Regions from separate parts of the Homo sapiens genome. Here regions 1, 2 and 3 are each linked to region 4. A link is a contact called in ENCODE Hi-C or POLR2A ChIA-PET data. All regions are on one chromosome and are shown on one strand. The core of a region is the stretch at or near the end of the contact, and the rest is flanking DNA. Distances in the headings are between cores, read along the strand shown. Region 1 holds the start of SPMIP3 (sperm microtubule inner protein 3). Region 2 overlaps SDCCAG8 (SHH signaling and ciliogenesis regulator SDCCAG8). Region 3 has its middle 110 kb from the start of ZBTB18. Region 4 holds the start of AKT3 (AKT serine/threonine kinase 3).

Region 1 (2,809 bases), core at 1-2,500, 500 kb before region 4:
AGCCTGTGCGATGAGAGGCTGTTTAGAAGAGGGCTCGCAGCAATGAGTTACTTTGATAGTCCCCTGTTGCTTCTGTTTTCTCAGGCAGGCAGTTTTCCCAGTTCAGGAAGGTTGGTTCCCTTCTCCCCTGACTCTCACCAGTTCTGTAATGAATTCTGCTGCCTGAATACTCTTTCTTTTTTCCTTCTCTAGCCTAAATTAAGCCCATTCTTCAGGGCTTTGTTCAGGTCCTACATACGTTCCCTAGGAGGCCTCTCTTCTGAGTTTCAAATGGCCCATTTCCCTCCTGTGAATTCCCAGAGCCCCTGGGAGATTCTCCTACGCATTTTGGTTCTGAGTCCTTTCCTTTTTGGTTTATTGGTTTCTGAATTGATTTATTCATTTTATTATTTAAGAAAAATTAGTGACAACTCTCCACCAGGCTTTGGATAAGGTTCTAGAAATTCTTCAAACAACGAGACATCTGGGTTTTTTGTTGTTGTTGTTGTTGTTTGTTTTCTTAAACAGAGACAGGACCTTGCTACGTTGCCCGGGCTGGTCTCAAACTCCTGGGCTCAAGTGATTCTCCCACCTCGGCCTCCCAGAGTGTTGGGATTATAGGTGTGAGCCGCCACGCTTGGCCAAGACATCTGTTTTATACAGCACTTTGTCTCTTCAGGTAAAATGTGAGCTCCTAGATGTTGGGGACCACTTCGTTTGGTGGCCACGATCTTCACTCTCTTTGTCCTTCTCCTAACTCATTCTCTTGCAAAGTGTTCGCTGTCCAAGGAGTGCTTGATGCATACTTCAGAATGAGTGAATAAATCAATCGATCAGCTAACTCAGTAACCTGTTAATCTAGTTCACAGTTTTTAAAACCTAGGTCTTCTTGTATCACAGAGAACCAATTATCTTATTTAATATAGGTGTACCCGTTTCTAAGAAAAAAAAGACACGTTGAGTTAAAACTATGACAAGAATTCAAAGTTGAGAGAGATGAGTATTCACTTTCCAAAAGACATTTTTGCTTTACCAAAAGGCTTGCCATGAAGTTTCTTTATGTTGTGAGTTCCTGTCTCTAAAATATTTGAAATGCAGTCAACCATTTAGTAATGCAACCTCTAAATGAGGCGAGAGAGAGGTACAGGCAGTAACAACCAACCGCTATTACCTGCTTGGGCTGCCGTGGGCAGAGACCTCCTTGTTCTTAAAAGTACTCTGAGGACAGTGATGGGTACAGCTGCCTCCTGCTGCTGGATCAACTGCAGAGTGGCAGGGCCTGATTCCTTTACATCATTCAAAGGGTATTGTGACGCACACTGGCTTGCAAGGTTTTGCCAGGCAATGCCTTTCAGGTCCTGGGCTTAGAAAAAGAGTGCTCCTTTGGTCTCTAGGGAGAGACCAGCTGCACATGAAAGAAGGGGCAAAAATTACTGTGAAAAGGAAAATCATGTAGGCAAATAACCAGGCTATCTAATCACTAGAGCTTGCTTTCCTGTAAAGATTGTCCCAAGGACAACGTAAGGTGAAAATCTGGGTGGTGCCACACTGAGGAGTCCTGCCCTTTGCAAGCTGGAATTGAGGAAGGATGGTTTGGCACGAGGGGCAGATGAGGCCAGCCCCGCCTTGTCCAAGGTTAGGTCAGGCTCCAACCTGCTCCTTTGCAGGTATCAAAGGATAATTTTAATTATTTAAAAATATGCTGCAAACCAATCCATGGAGTATCACAACAGCACCACTATATAGAAGCAAGCCATAACCTGAGAAGAAGAGAGTGGCAAAAATATTTATTCTGACCAACCTCTGTCAAAACCAAACCAAACCAAAACGAAACACTGGCATTTTTTTTTCTTTTTTTTTTTTTGTGATGGAGTCTCTGTTGCCCAGGCTGGAGTACAGTGCCACAATCTCGGCTCACTGCAAGCTCTGCCTCCCGGATTCAAGCGATTCCCCTGCCTCAGCCTCCTGAGTAGCTGGGACTACAGGCGCGTGCCACCACGCCCGGCTAAGTTTCTGTATATTAGTAGAGACGGGGTTTCACCACGGCCAGGATGGTCTCGATCTCCTGACCTCATGATCCTCCCGCCTCGGCCTCCCAAAGTGCTGGGATTACAGGCGTGAGCCACCACACCCAGCCAACACTGGCATTATCTACAGTAGGTTGTCCTGGAAACAGGGACACTTCTCACTTATATACAGTTTGCAGGTTAGAATGTAAAATATTTCCATAAGATTCCAGAAGGCACTCAGGAGAGACCAGGGGCCAGGCTGGGTTCCTGCTGGGAGCTTAACCTACATGGAACAGGCATAAAATAATGTAATGACAGAGTCTTGGTGACAGCATTTTGTTGAAAGCAGATAAGCTAGGGAAAACTTAAATAAATATATGAGGACAGAAGCAACAAACTGGAACCACACTAAGAGAAAGGATAAATTGGTTTGATTTGTTGAGTGAGCACCACACGTTTTTTTAGCTATTAGACACACACCATCTAGAATCTCCACCACCACCATGGAAGGAGATTCTCTTTTGAAAATGAAGTATTTCTATTTGAAATGAAGGCTAAGAGAAGAAGCTACGGAACTTGCCTAACAGTCACACAACGAGGCCGTAATGAATCTATGATTTGAATCCAGCTATTTGACGTCAAAGGCGTTTTAAGAGTAATAACCAGTATTCTTCACTGAGGAAAAAAAATGAACAAAAAATCCCCATGTTCTTTACGTAAGACATACCTGGCAATATAACAGAAAGTACAAAGAAGAAAGTTTCACTCGCGTTCGTGTGAAGAGACAACCAAACAGGCTTTGTGTGAGCGATAAAGCTTTT
Region 2 (2,962 bases), core at 250-2,749, 380 kb after region 4:
GATTTCTAGACTTGTGTCCTGTTCTCCTGCTGGAGTTCAGTCACACATTCTCCAGGTTTCATTTCTTTTTTTGAGGAAGCCTTTGCATTGTTCCACAGCAAATAAATTAGAATGTATTTTCATTGCTCGAAGTACCTTTGAGGGAAGCTGCAGTAGGCATGACAGCTTCCTATTTCCCACAGTTGACCATAGGTGACTCATTTTCAGCCTGGACACAGCTGACCATAAGTGAATTCATTTTTAACCTGGATGCTGCATTTCTTACTTGCTTCCGTTTTTGGGGTCATTGCCTGTGAGAAAGGAGGAAGGGCACTCTGCCCCCATGGTGTGCAGCACAGACCAGGTACTGACCTCTTTCTCCAGCCCTGGACTTAGAAACAGACAAACAAACAAAAATGCCCACCAGGTACTGACCAGCTACTCTCAGGGACTCAAGCTGATGACTTAATTCAAACTGGTTTGATGATTTAGTCAGATAAATGGACAGGTTCTTTGACTGAATCAACTAGCCATTTTATCTTCCATTAAGCACAATGTATGACACACCTGGAGCCTCAGGCTTTGTTATCTACCCCAGAGAGGAGGCAGACCTAACTATATCAGCAGCTAAAGACACTGCACTGCATGTGCCATGACCCTGAAACATCAACAAAACAAGATCTGTTTGCCCTAAAAGGCAGCTGAAATGTCCAAAGAGCCTTCCTATGAGAAGAAACTCACCAGATCTGTTCTAGTTGTGAGGTCTCACTGCTTCTCCCGCCTCCAGCCTCCCAAAATAAGAATGGCCTGAGAACCTGACCACAGTTGAAATACTGCCCATGTGTTGCCAGCCTCACAGTGTTTCAGTTCTCCAATTTACAGTATATTCATACAGTATTTAAATTATGTATTAGAGAGTAGAATCCTGAGGTCTCAAATTGCTGAGTAAATGGCACCTGTGACCTAATAGTCCAATGCTTTCACTAGTATGAAATTAGAATAATTTTTTTTAATGCCACACATGAGGTCCAAAATAGTGATGCTACATATTTCTCATGTGCTTAACACCTAGGACGACGTAAAACTCCCAGTTAACTCATTAAGAAATGAAAGATTTTCCATCTCCTGAGGCTTCTGGGAATTCTGATGGGTGGATACATCATCCTCCCTCCACCCCCCAACCCCTGATAGCAGGGCAGCCTCCTCCGAAAAGGCCTTTGTCAAGAGGCACGAAAAGCTGGCCTGCTGAGCCTGGACCCCCCGTGGAGGGCCGAGGGAGAGGACACAGAAGAGGACTGGGGCATTATTAATTACCAGATTAGGGACAGAGTAGAGTTCAGGCAGACACAGAGGCAGACAGAACCCACGAGCGTAATAAGTTGAAAAGTTCCGAGTCAAGTCTCAGAGTTCGAAGAACATTAAATGAAGAATACATAATACTGGGGGAAAAAAGGGAAGCAGTACCCGCCCGAGGGCCAATTGCCTCTCCAGCAGCGGCAAGGCTGTTCCTGGGCTCGCAGGACCATTTGTTCCATTACACAATCTCCTGAAGCCATTTAGAGAGAGCTCAAACAACTGCCTGTACCAACACGACACATGGCTTCCCATCCCGACTCTGCTAATCCAGACGCTCCAACCATCTTTCCTTAAGATGCCATATGGTTGGCAGAAGCCTGTAGATCTAGCAGCACATCTGCTTGTACGTTTCTTCTTCCCTCCATCCCCCAACAAAAGAGGGATCGAGAGACAGACTGAGGGGAGAGCATGCTTGTGTACCTCTGCCTATACAGATATTTCTTCTTATGCACTCTAACAACAACAACTATGAAAGAGATGACCAGGAAGTATTCAGGGCTCGATCATTTTTAACTAGAGAACATAGCGATTTTTCTTTTGCTTGTTGATGCTATAGAAGAAGATGAGAAAAACAAAGGGTGGACAGTCTCCTTTCTCCCAAGGATGGTGACTTTAAAATCACTTCAAAGCTCGCTCTCTCTGGGAATCCTTGTGATGCTGTCTTGCCACAGGAGGGGGACAGCACCCTTGCCTGAATCTATTTCTTCTCTTCTTTTCGGTCAAGGAAGACAGACAAGCTGAGAAACTAGCAGATACCCAGAGCCTGCTTTGTTAGCAAGCACAGCACGGCTGTATGCTAATGAGTCGGCACCGACACAGGGCTTTTTTGGTGTGATGAGCAAAGATTGTTGACACCGTTGAAATCCTGGCTCCCCTGGCCTGTGAGTGCACGGGCTGCTTCCTTGGAATCCAGCCCCCAGTGAGACAGGCTGCAAAAAAAAGAAAAAAAAAAAAAGGAAAAGGAAAAAAAAATTCTACTCTCCTAATGACTGAAATCTGGCCATTTGTAACTTAGAGCAGTTGGGAAAAGTGGGGGCATTAGAAAAATATTCCATCAGGCCAGGGATCAAAAGACACAGGTGAAAAGTATGGGTTTCCTCTGAACTAGAAACGAAACCTGGTGAGCACATGTGAGTGATGACGGCCAGGATGCTTTAGGAGCAAAAACCCAAAAGGCGGAGTGAGGGGGATTCTGAGGCCCCAGCCCCGTCGGGGCAGCTGGAGCACTTGCGCCACATCTGGGCAGAAGGCACTGCACACATGGGACAGCCTCGTTGGTGGCTTCATCTCAGTCAGGTGAAAGGCGAAGCATCTGATCTCCTTGTAAATCTGTTTAGACCTTGTGTTGTTAACCAGACATGGTTTTTCTTGTGTGTGGAACTATGATCCAGTGAAAAAACAAAGCAAATATTCTACTGTTGCTATACTTTTTTTTTTTTGGTAACAAAGAAGGGTGGAAAGGGGAGTTACATATTTTGAGTATGGGGCATGTTATCTGAAGTACCCCTTTACTTGCCAAGAAACTCTGAGAGATAGGTATTATTATTCCAGTTTAATAGATGAGGAGACTGAGGCTTAGAAGACTAAAAAAAAAAAAAAAAAAAAACCAACACTTTCGCAAAGCCCT
Region 3 (2,997 bases), core at 175-2,674, 310 kb before region 4:
ATTCATTAGCAAGAACAGGTGTTTGGAGCACAGGGACTGCGTCTTTGAGAGGCTTTAGTAGGGTCTAAAGTTTCACTCAGCATTGATCATGTGAGAACACTTAATCAAAGTGCATGATTAGTGGAGAGAGTTCTGTGAGCTCGTATGAATTTGGTTTGCTCTCTTTCCAAAGGGTAGCTTTTTGTTCAGACTGACAGTAGATGTCATTGATACCTCCTGAAGGCACAAGAGCCCGCTCTGTTTTGGGGGTTGCTCCAGACCTGCCTGGGATGTGGGAGCTCTGCTCTGACCATGGAGCACCCTAGACATGAGACAACCATATCCATGCCCAGTGACACCTATGTAAGGTGAGGGGCCACCAATCCCCAGGGACCACCCCAGAGGAGAGGCCAATATGGATAATGCCAAAAGCGATGAAGATAGTGTCATGTGGCTAGAAACACCTTCAGCACAGCCTAAGAATATTCAGAGATGCAAACTGAAGAAATGCGGGTAATGGCAAAGGCATTCGAAGAATCTCTTAGCTCTGGGAGTATACACAGGAGGAAATCCTATCTAGGAGGGAAGTGAGTCAGAGCCTGCTTACCACACTGGAGAAGGACAATCAGGTTTTAGAAGAGTCTTAGTACTTTATATCCTTGGGCTTTAAAACATTCTCTGATTTTTTTCATTTTTGATTGTTGAGTCCTGGAACAGTTATCAGGAAGTGCCTTTGGTGAACCCAGCTATGGGGAGAGGAACAGGTCTGGGGCCAGGCTCTGAAGGACAAATGCTCCGGACAGTGCTAGGAGGCCCCCGGAAGGCATTTCCGATGTACCCAGTGCCTTTCTGGAGAGTTGGCAGCAGTTCAAGAACTGTGCCTTATCCCGTCTTGTTAGGATATAAAACCGATGCTGGATATGGTGCATTGAGGCAGGTGGTCTGTAGTTTACATGCTACTTAAAATTCTGAAGCCACCTACAGTAAATGCTTGAAATAAATTGTGGGAAATCACTTGAATAATCTTGCAAACATCCATGTAATGCTTAAACAAAGGCCACCTAGAGACCAGGGAAAGGCTGCTGGAAGCCAGTGCACAGTTTACCTGGGAAGCCCCAGGGAGCAGCATGGGGAAGATGCTGGGAAATTACCCACCTGAGCTTCAGGCCATCCCCATTCATTCTGTTCTTTTTTTCTCATGATATATCACCCAGCCTAATCTCAAATTCGCTCTCAGAAATGGGGGAAGGACATCATTTCAGTTTTCGCAAAGTAACTGATTAAATCCCAGGTTTAAAATGCCTTGGTGAACAGAGTTCTTTCTATGCAAAGGATGAGCCCTGAATATACTATTTCCTTTTGGCCTGTGGAGGACTCTAATGTGAACGATTCTGCCATGTGGTATGAAATTCTCACGTGAATCATTGATGGCCTTGGAGAAAGGAAAGATCCTGATGCACGGCTCATCTCCTTATGAGGGAAATGGCAAACGAACCATAAAAGCAAGCAAATAAACCAACATGTGCCCAGGGAAACAGTGGCCCAACAAATCCTAAGCCATCAGAAGCAGTGAGATGTCCCTAGCAGGAATCCTCCCAACGGCAGCGCTCAGAGCTCCTGGTTAGAATTTCAGTTGTTGCTTATATAATTTCAAGTGATAACAAGAAGCTATTTTATTACTCTACTGGGTTCAGACTCTTGATCTATACTACCACCTTGAAGGATCATTTCATGTGTAATTTAGCAGCATTTATCTGATATGTGTCCAACAATAACTTACCCATTCTCTGTGGGTCAGCCTTATGGAATCTCTAGGGAGGCAGAGAAAGAAAAGAGACTGTTCCCACTCTCTAGGACTTCACGGTCCATGAGAAACAGAGACCAGCAAATCCACAATGGCAATCCGGGGGCCACACCGGCTGGGCAGAGTACAGAGCATGTCAAGGGTCACAGATCAGGGTAGAGGAGGGGCGCCGAATTCAGCCCTGGTGGGCTCCAAAAGGAAAGGTGTTGGGAGCAGAACATACTTAAGGTGAGTTTTCATGAAGAAATAGAAGTTAGCTAAGAGAAGAGGAGGAAAAAATGCACTCCCAAATAAGGAGGAACTGAGGCTGAGGATGGGATGTGTCAGGGAATAAGGCCCTTTTGGACACCTGGCTGTAGGGAACATGGGTGTGGGCCTCTGGGAGAAACTGAGGGAGGTAGAAACCAAGCAATGAAGATTCTTCTAGGCTACTAAGGATGTTGCCATTTACTCTGAAGGCCGTGGGGAACCCAGCATAATTAGGCTTATATTGCAGAAAATTGACTCTGGCATCAGTGTCAGAGGCATTTGAACCAGAGCAACTCCATCTTGAATAGGGGTGGGGTAAAATGAGGCTGAGACCTACTGGGCTGCATTCCCAGATGGTTAGCCATTTGATGTCACAGGATGAAATAGGAGATTGGCACAAGATACAGGTCATAAAGACCTTGCTTATAAAACAGCCTGCAGTAAAGAAACTGGCCAAAACCCACCAAAACCAAGATGGCGACGAGAGCAACTCTGGTCGTCCTCACTGCTACACTCCCACCAGCGCCATGACAGTTCACAAATGCCATGGCAACGTCAGGAAGTTACCCTATATGGTCAAAAAAGGGGAGGCATGAATACTCCACCCCTTGTTTAGCATATCATCAAGAAATAACCATAAAAATGGGTGACCAGCAACCCTCGGGCAGCTCTGTCTGTGGAGTAGCCATTCTTTATTCCTCTACTTTCCTAATAAACTTGCTTTCACTTTACTCTGTAGACTGGCCCTGAATTCTTTCTTGCGTGAGATCCAAGAATCCTCTCTTGGGGTCTGGATTGGGAACCCTTTCCGGTAACATCAGTATAGATGACAGATCAGAGAGCAGCAAGGCTAGAGGTTTAGGATGAGGATGAAGGTGGGAGATCAAACGATGCTTCATCAATAGAATTGAACACAATGGATGACTCACTATATAGAGAGACTGAGGGAAAAAGAGTTGGGTGTG
Region 4 (3,044 bases), core at 486-2,985:
ATGCTGGGAAATATGGGAAAAGGGGAAAGGCATGGTGCAGGACTTTCTCTCAGACGGACTGTGTTATCTTAAAATGGCAAATTTTGCTCCAGGGTGGTCAGGGAGACAAGTTTCCCTTACAAACGGAGAAAACTGACTTTTTTAAAAAACCCTTTTATTTGGTTTCCTACTCCTGTCCACAATCCCAACAGATGCACAGTTCATAAAAGATGTGAACCTGGAAGTATAAATATTAATACCACACAGTACATAAATACCAGGGGGCTACAGTATAAGAAAATGACTACCATAAGAGAGTTGTCAAGACATAGAAAAGCAGAGAATGAAGTGCATGTCAGGAGGAGGAACTCTTCTGCAGAAAGAAGCCACAGACATTAACAAAAATGTTGCAGTGGGAGAAAGTAACAGGTACATCAACAAGGCTAGAGCCACGTGGCGGGATAATAGGGATGCTGCCCAGGTGTTTCCAGAAGCGATAAAACTTGTAAACTTTTATAATTTTCTGAAGTGCGCTGCATGGTAAAATATGGTCATTGTGCAAAAAAGTTGTCCCCAATGCAGTCTCAGGAGTCACTGACTTCAAAATAAAGAAACGGTCTCTTCGTAGTAAATGTAGTACCTCGTGGCTTTCCCAAAGTCATTGAAAACGAATATCCCTAAAAAGGGTGTGATTTCAAGAGTGAATTACGATCCGCCCGCAATCTGTGTACCGTGTGTGGACGAATGCTTGCAGCGAGCGGTGCGGAAGGCTGTTCAGAGAGGTGTTTTTGGTCTGCCGTGGTCTCCTGGGATAGTCAGGAATGATTCTTGCTACGGGCTGACCCGGGTTCCCTCTTCCCCGAGGTGCAGGGGGTGGGGTCGGCTTCTGGACTGCTCCGCGCTCTCCGGTCCCTACCTCATTGGGCACCGCCCACTTCGTGGGCTTCCAGGTGCGAGCCCTCGCGCCGGGCCCATCTCCCCAAGGGGCCGCGGCGGACTGGAGGAGACGCCCGGGGCCTGGCGGCGCGCGCGTCCGCGGCCAGGGCGGGTGGGCGGATGCGCCGAGGAAGCGGCTGGGCGAGGAGCCTCCGCTCCCGGGCCTCGGGTGCCCGCCAAGGGCCACGCGGGCGAGGGGGAAACCCAGAACTTCCCGCCCGGGAGCGACTGCCCCCGCTCCCGGCTCTGGCTGGCTAGGGGGATGTTCTCGCGAGAGGAGAGGGGGCGCGGGGCACCGCTGGTTTGGGGGCGCGGGGAAGCCTGAGGACGAGGGCCGGGCAGGGAGGGGAGCAGAGGCGGCGGGCAGGGCCGGGGACGCGGGGAAGCCGCTCCCGCCAGTCGCCGAGAGCCAGCCCCTGACGTCAGGAGTTTTCCTCAAAGTCAACAACAAGCCCCGCGGCGACGGCGAGAACCGATCGGCGGCGGCCCCGAGCGGGAGGAAGGAGGGGGCGGGGAGGCGGCGGGGGGTCCCCTCAGCGAGGCGCAGCCCGGGAGGAGGCCGCAGAACCCCTCCCCGCGCCGGGCGCGCCCCGGGGCCCAGAGCCGCCGCCCCGCCGGCGTGACCCGGCCCCCGCCCGAGCGGTGTTTTCTGGTGATGAATTTGTAGCCGATATCCGATTCCCATGTAGAGTCTCCGCCTCCTCCTCTCCCCGCCGCCGCCCTCTCTCCTCCCTCCCCCTCCCGCCGCCGCCGCCGCCGCCGCCGCCTCCCGCTCCAGCTCCGCGGCCCGGCCCGGCCGGCTCCCTCCCTCCCTCCCCTGCAGCCCTTCGCTTGCCCTCCCGCCGGCCGCACCGGGCTCCAGGAGGCCAGAGGCTCTGTGGGGTGGGGGGAGGACAGGAGGGGAGGAGGAGGGAGGGGGGACCCCCGAGTCGCCCCCTCTCCTCCCCCCGCCCCCCCCCGGCTCCATCCTCCGCCGCCGCCCGAGCAGCTGCGGGGCCGCCACCGCCGCCGCCGCCGTTGCAGGTAACAGCCACCGCCCCCAACTCTAGCCCCCTCCCCGCCTGGCCTCCACTCCCTCCGGGCCCCGGGCCCCGGTCCGCCCTCCCTGCCTCCCTCAGGCGGGGGATGGCGGCGGGGTGGGGTGAGGCGGGGGCTTCTGGGTTGTCACCGCGCCGGGGGCGTGGGCGGGGGCTGGGTCACCGGAGGCTTCGGGTGTGGGTGTGGAGGCCGGGGGATGCCCAGCGCGGTTGACACCGACACCCCCCGCTTTCCGGGGAAAGCTGGGGGGCGGCGGTGCGCAGCGGGCCGGGGGAGGGGTGTTCCCGGCCTAGCGGTACCGTCTGTGTCTGGGCTGCCCCGGCCCGGCGCCTGCTGTCTGCGCAACTCTCGCTCCTTCCCCTCGCCCCTCCCCGCCCGGGCCGCGCGGCGTGGGGAGGGGGCGCCCGCCTGGACCGGGGGCGGCGGCGAGGTTATATAACGCGTGGAGCGCCGGTGTCAGTGTGTTTGGGTTGGGGGGAGGGAGCCGTCTGCCGCGCGCCCTGGCGCTGAGGCTGTCTGCGCGTGGGGTGGGGTGAAGGCGAGGATGCACAGGCGTCCCCGGGGTCTCCTTCCTTCCCCCACCCTTCCCCGCCACTGGCGCGCAGGAAAAGACGGCACTGGTGGGGTGGGGGGGGGGGTGTGTGTGTGGGAGGTGGGTAACGTGCTTGTCTGTGTTTTTAATAGTAGTGGGGTTTTGATCCGCTTGGGAGTTGTGTGCTAAGAATAGAAATGTGCGGAAGATGCTGGGTTTGGCTGATCCAGTGATGCTGTCGCTGCTGGCGGCGGCGGCAGCTCTGGCTGCAAGTAAACAGACCAGCCTCTTCCTTGTCCACCTCCTCCGGCGCATCGGTCCGCATCAGCCATGATGCCGGTGGGGCCCTTCAGAGCCCAAAGTTGAAGCCTAGCTGGTTGCTGTGTTGACCCTGACGCCGAGGCGGGGTCACCATCCCTTGTTTGGGATTTCCCGGGAATCTACAGTTAGCCTAGAGATAAAGAATCTCGTTGGGGCCAGGTTTTTCCAATACCGGTATTTACTGTTTATGTTCTGAAAGCAGAGGAAATGCTTACCCACAAGTCAAAGCTGGGATGCT

Evidence for each region. Hi-C counts contacts between places; a loop is a spot of excess contacts on that map. ChIA-PET counts read pairs that join two places held with the same protein, here RNA polymerase II (POLR2A). Pooled maps may share reads with other maps.
Region 1: a pooled map shows a loop between it and region 4 (4-fold over the local background). The contact joins the promoter of SPMIP3 here to the promoter of AKT3 in region 4. A Hi-C loop is called at or near these places in 1 of 37 single-sample maps with no recorded cell type and 2 of 50 pooled maps. POLR2A ChIA-PET finds 5 or more read pairs at or near these places in 3 of 52 experiments (HEK293, K562 and activated T-cell).
Region 2: a loop to region 4 is called in a map of dorsolateral prefrontal cortex, with 2.4 times the contacts of the local background. The contact joins the enhancer-like site here to the promoter of AKT3 in region 4. A Hi-C loop is called at or near these places in 3 of 168 maps with a recorded cell type or tissue (dorsolateral prefrontal cortex, head of caudate nucleus and prostate gland), 1 of 37 single-sample maps with no recorded cell type and 7 of 50 pooled maps. POLR2A ChIA-PET finds 5 or more read pairs at or near these places in 1 of 52 experiments (WTC11).
Region 3: a map of endothelial cell of umbilical vein shows a loop between it and region 4 (23-fold over the local background). The contact joins the enhancer-like site here to the promoter of AKT3 in region 4. A Hi-C loop is called at or near these places in 4 of 168 maps with a recorded cell type or tissue (PC-3, PC-9, chondrocyte and 1 more) and 3 of 50 pooled maps. POLR2A ChIA-PET finds 5 or more read pairs at or near these places in 2 of 52 experiments (AG04449 and H1).

The regions. Positions count from the first base shown.
Region 1 is chr1:244,351,076-244,353,884 of GRCh38, reverse strand. It overlaps SPMIP3 (sperm microtubule inner protein 3), which reads right to left and starts at 1,250. Exons shown (of 5, transcript NM_001012970.3): 1 at 1,151-1,250.
Region 2 is chr1:243,469,810-243,472,771 of GRCh38, reverse strand. The region is part of intron 16 of SDCCAG8 (SHH signaling and ciliogenesis regulator SDCCAG8); the gene reads right to left. Among named protein-coding and RNA genes, the nearest start is that of MIR4677, 130 kb to the right of the region's middle. Within about 2 kb of position 1,499, at least 3 of the 41 ENCODE cell types and tissues checked have a DNase peak (open chromatin) inside an H3K27ac peak, as active enhancers do; they include dorsolateral prefrontal cortex, where a contact is called at or near this core.
Region 3 is chr1:244,161,763-244,164,759 of GRCh38, reverse strand. No RefSeq gene overlaps it. Among named protein-coding and RNA genes, the nearest start is that of ZBTB18, 110 kb to the right of the region's middle. Within about 2 kb of position 1,424, at least 13 of the 41 ENCODE cell types and tissues checked have a DNase peak (open chromatin) inside an H3K27ac peak, as active enhancers do; they include PC-3, PC-9 and endothelial cell of umbilical vein, where a contact is called at or near this core.
Region 4 is chr1:243,848,934-243,851,977 of GRCh38, reverse strand. AKT3 (AKT serine/threonine kinase 3) reads left to right here and starts at 1,735. Exons shown (of 14, transcript NM_005465.7): 1 at 1,735-1,938. RefSeq lists an enhancer at 2,326-2,826.